Linked DNA regions of Mus musculus: region 1 is linked to region 2. Evidence: chromatin loops called from intact Hi-C (ENCODE). Cell type or tissue: left cerebral cortex. All regions are shown on one strand. Region 1 holds the start of Gm31005 (a long non-coding RNA gene). Region 2 has its middle 8.8 kb from the start of Mir8103.

What was found. Peaks named below come from ENCODE experiments on the same cell type or tissue, not always from the same donor. Only the 100,000 strongest peaks of a DNase experiment are listed, where the experiment ranks them.
Region 1: it touches region 2 in a loop (2.0-fold over the local background); 5 of 42 quality-filtered maps call a loop at or near these places.

Annotation. Positions count from the first base shown.
Region 1 is chr11:97,308,966-97,311,465 of GRCm38, reverse strand. It overlaps Gm31005 (a long non-coding RNA gene), which reads left to right and starts at 361. Exons shown (of 4, transcript XR_389002.3): 1 at 361-567; 2 at 1,514-1,630. In left cerebral cortex, a CTCF peak has its summit at 1,092 (motif pointing right); DNase peaks (open chromatin) are centred at 1,108 and 1,900; H3K4me3 peaks cover 1,006 bases; H3K27ac peaks cover 1,330 bases.
Region 2 is chr11:97,071,285-97,073,784 of GRCm38, reverse strand. No RefSeq gene overlaps it. Among named protein-coding and RNA genes, the nearest start is that of Mir8103, 8.8 kb to the right of the region's middle. In left cerebral cortex, a CTCF peak has its summit at 1,019 (motif pointing left); a DNase peak (open chromatin) is centred at 1,041.

The DNA.
Region 1 (2,500 bases), 240 kb before region 2:
TTCCACTCTCCTTCGCTGCTGGGGACTGAGCCTTTGCCTCTGTGCTTGCCCTAGATTCCTCATTCCGAAGGCATGTTCAGGGACAGATCGATCTTCTTCACCCTGGCTCAGAAAGAAGCCCGTACTGCTGGAGAGGTCTAGAATTAATCCCTAGCCTCTCCTTGCTCCACTTTCTCCCAGCTGGCTAAATTAAGCAATCATCCTAAAAGGGAATTTCAGGCTGTTTGTGACTCTCTACCTCCACCCCACCCCACCCCACCCTGCGCACAGCGTGTTTAGGGAGGAGAGGGCAAAGCCCTTGGACGAGAGTAATCTCTTTCTAACCCACTTCCACTCGCAGGGATTACTTGTAGGGGGAGGGAGAGGGAAAGAGAAATAAATCGAAGCCTCAGTGCTGGGAAGAGAGGAGGAGACTCCAGCCAGGCCCTGAAGGGCTTTAGGCACGGGATTCCTGAGTCTGGGAGTTCCTTCCCTCCCCAGGGTCCGAAGGCTGGAAAGGCAGAGCCTTCGGGTTTGGCAGTAATAGGCGCAAGAGCGGAAAGGTTCATGGCTTGTGGGCAGATGAAGGTAAAAACTGTCCCTGCTCCTGTTTACAAGTTTTATGTCTTCATATGCTCTCAAGTCATGGATAAAGCCAGCTTATTAGCAAATAAAAAATAACAAGGGGAGGGGGGAGCTCTTCTTTGGGGACAAAGGAAACGGCCCCACTATCGCTGGCTTCTGCTTGTTCTGTGGCCTTAGATAAGTCACTTTGCATTTCTGATCACTAACCTGTCCTCAGTAGAAAAAAAAGGGGGGGGGGGGTTGGGGGCTTTCTCATGAATCTTAAAAGTCCAGATTCCCAAGTGATATGGATCTCCTTCTATGCCTAATGAACAAAGGCCCAGGAGGGTGGACCAGCTGACTCTAGTGGGCCTCGTGTGAGTCCAAGTCAGTCAGGCGCTTGACTGTCTCTAACCTGCACCCCATCCCCACACTCAACAGACACCCTCCCACCCCCCACCTCCCTGCAACCAAATGCGCGCCTTCTTTTGAGATGCTCTCCAGCAGATGGATGTACGCTAATGCTGAAAGCTTCCACTAGAGGGTACCAGGGCTGCGCTGGGATCTTAGATCGCCAAACCCGAGCAAGTCCGGACTTGTAAATCTCTGCTTTGGGAAGCACAGAGCTCTCTCTATTCAGTGCAGTTTGGTCTGATGGACTCCAACGGGGGGTTCTGGCGACTGATGCGGACCATGCTGTATGATTTCCAAATTCTGTGAGCAAATTACTTAAACCTGCGGTGGCCCATTTCACAGTTTGGTGAAATGGGGATTGCAAAATTCGACTTCACACGGAGTGATAGCGTTATGTATCCCGTGACTGTATAGCACGGATGACTGCGTTATTTCCGTGCTAGAGGAAAGTTTTGAGACTTGCTGCGGACAGGGAATGTTAGTGTTACAGTAGATGGGCTCGCAGGAGCCTGGAGTCCCTCCATACAGAAGTGTGGTCCTTTGCCATTTTCTTCAGCCTTACAGTTTTGCACGCCAATGCCGCTGGTTGTTCCGTCTTGTCCTTCAGCCACATCTCAGCACCACAGCGCCTAAACATGTTGCTCCTCTGTCTTTTATCTTGGTTTTCATGGAGGTGAGTTAAATGTCTACTTCCTACTCACGCCCCGGTGAAAACCCTCTTTAATTCCGCCTTGTGATTGCTGAGCTGCCACATATCTGCCTAGCTCTGGCTTTCCCTGTCCCTCTTCTTCTCTCCTCCATTCCCTTCTGGAGATTCTTGAACTAGTGAAGGTTTGGGAAAGGGGAAGGGACAGAGTGTCCAGGGCTTGCGTGTCAGTAGACACGTTACAGCCGCAGGGCAGCCCGGGGTGAAACCACAAGGCAGAGAGAGGCCCCAGGGTAGGCAGCTGACAGGCCCGCCCCCTTTGGCTCCTGCCTTTGCTGTCTCACCCCAGAATTTTCCTGGCAGGAGTGGGAGAAGTTGGTATCGAGTCCTTGAGCCCTGACTCATTCTCTGCCCTAGCTGGGTGCTCCTCAGTTATATCTCTCCAAGTATCTCTCCCGGGTTCTGGGTTAGCTACATGGCTGTGTCAGCTCAGACAGGAAACACCCAGAGAAGCTGAGACATATTACCTACTCATTTAATTCCCATCTGGGGGACCCCAACAAACTTAAACTTTGTACTAGTGGCTTTAAAACGAACAAGCCCTTCCTATATTGCTACATTTAGGACTTGGTATTTTTCAGATTGCTTTAAACAATCATGCTTAACTTTATTTAAAATATATATATATATATATATATAAAAGAAGTTGTAAGAAGTTGTGCAGAAGAAGGGGGAGGGGAAAATGGGACCAGGAAATAACACAGTGACTCAGGGCCCTATCTAGGCACATAACTCAGGTCTCCCAACCCAACTCTAAACTACATTCTTTTCCTTTACTGACTTACTCACAGACCATACTGATATTCTGGCTTTCAGGACGTTATAAAAATGTTCTTT
Region 2 (2,500 bases):
TACAGTGGCCAAGAAGGCACCTGAAGGTCTCCAGCCACCGCCAGCCACCATACAGCTCGGTTTTTTTGACAGGGTTTCTCTGTATAGTCCTGGCTGTCCTGGAACTCACTTTGTAGACCAGGCTGGCCTCGAACTCAGAAATCCTCCTGCCTCTGCCTCCCGAGTGCTGGGATTAAAGGCGTGTGCCACCACGCCCGGCCCTCCCTGTACTTTTTAGACTTACTTATTCTTGTGTATATGAGTGATCTGTCCTCAGACACACCCAGAAGAGGGCATCAGATCTCATTACAGATGGTTGTGAGCCACCATGTGGGCCCTGGGAATTGAACTCAGGACCTCTGGAAGAGCAGCAACCAGTGCTCTTAACCTCTCCAGCCTCCCTGTTGTCTGCTTTAACTCAAAGCTTCATGTCAGTGCATGAAGATGAACGCAGGCATAGCTGGACTACACTGTATGTTCCTTTTCTCCGTGTGCACTGATTAAAACTCTGCCCTGCCCCCTTTCTTCATCCCTTTGGTTGGCGTATTGGGATGAGTGGCCAAGTACATCTATCTGTTCAGGCTGCAAGAGCTTGTGTCCTAAAAGTCTGGTTAACCTGGAACATCCTTTGTATGTCCTCCTTTATCTGCCTTACCAAAAGGAAGTCCAGAGGTTACATTTAGGGTCCCAGTTCCAGGATGTGTGGGTTGTGGGGCTCAGGAGAGTTGTTCATATAACCTAAGGAAAAGTCCTCTTCTGGCAGCTTCAAGGGTAGAAGGTCCTGGCCCCGCTGTCCCAGAGCCCTGTGACCTGGTAGAGAGGCCCAGCTACCCTCCAGTGGCGTCCAGGTGTGGTTGGGGTCTACAAGAATGAGAAGTTTCTCTCCAGTGCTCTGAGTTATGGTGGGGCAGAGGTGATCTAAGTGGACATTCACAGGATGTACACTGGATGTCATTTCTTCTGCTCTGATTTAACAGTGACAATAGTCACATGCTTGGAATACTTTGAGTCTCTGTGTATGGCAAAATTGTTCATTTCTAGAGTGCCAGGCGCCCTCTTGAGGATTCTTTGAGAATTGCTCTTTTTGTGTGTGTGTGTGTGTGTGTGTGTGTCTGCTCTCCTCTCCTTCCAGCAGTGTCCCGACCCTTCCAGTCCATTCTCCTACCCATACCATTCCCATAGCTCAGCCCACCCACTTCCTTCCTGGAGACAGATACTTCATTTTGAGGTACCTTTCATATTATGAATCTAGAATGTACCAGATCGATGACTTGGGGCCTCCTGTCTGGAATTGCCTGTGTAAAACAACTTTTCTTGGAATATTTTGGGCTTTTTTTTTTTTCTTTCTAAATGCAACTTAGGTATCTCCGTCATATTTTCAGTAACAAAATTAAAAATGGCAAATGTATTTTCAGGTAGAGCTGTGTGTGGTTGGAAGATCCGAGGCATCTGGAGTAAGAGGGCAGTGACCTCACCACTGCGGTCCCGGGCGCTCCCCTACGGTCAGGTCTCTTCTTCCCCTTTGTCCACCATGGAAGGGGCTTGGCTTAACACACAGCTTTGCTTCAAGCTGAGTCAAGATTTTAGATCATGAAGTCCACATGCGTCCCCTTTACCTCATCTGGCCCTGCTTTCCAGCCAAAGCCAGATGTTTAGGTCTGTCCTGAGGACCAGCAGTTAACAGTGCTGTCAGGACCCTACTTAGGGGCCTGAGAGTGGTGATGGCCATTCCTTTCTATTGAGCAGTAAAAGATGATCCCTGTCTATTTGAATGGCTGCCGTAGGCCCTGAACCCTCTCTACAGATCCCATCCAGAGCCAGACCACCAACTCTCAGGCTGGCACCTGATCGTGTCAGTAACAACCCAGCAGACCCTGTCAGGGATGGGGCAGTGGGTGTCCATACACCTATTATCCTGGAATTCGGGAGGCTGAGACAGTAGGGACTGCCTTGAGTACAGGGCCAACCTGGGCTATCTAACAAAACCCTGTCTCAGAAAGTGGGGAAGGCCCACTATAGCTAAACTCTGGTGTGTCAGTGCATTTCAGCATTTGGCAGGCCAGAGGATTTCAAGCTGAAATCCAGCTCCAGGACACAGGAGCACTCTGTCTCCAAATGCGATTGAAAAAGAAAGAAAAGGGCCTTTCTGAAGGAAGCAGACATATGGGACCAGTAAAGATGATCATAGCCTTATCTTGTCGCCTTGTTCCCACCTGCACCTGCTCAGCTGGCACCTGCCTTCCACTGAGAGAGAGGACACACAGTTGAGATGCAGACGCTATAGAAGACCTAGTCCTCACCTCTCAGGGACTTTAATATTGGACATGGGTCTATTTCAAACCCCAGCTCTTTGACTATGTAGAGGAGGTTGGATGCAGGTTGGTCTCGCTGGTGTTCTGCTGCTCTGAGAGGAAGGTGGGGGATGGAGGGAGAGTGTGCTCAGTGTTATAAAAAGGTCCTGATGTATGTAGGCTTCAGCTGGCTTGGGGGATGGGCCCTGGAGTTATTTCTGGCATATGGT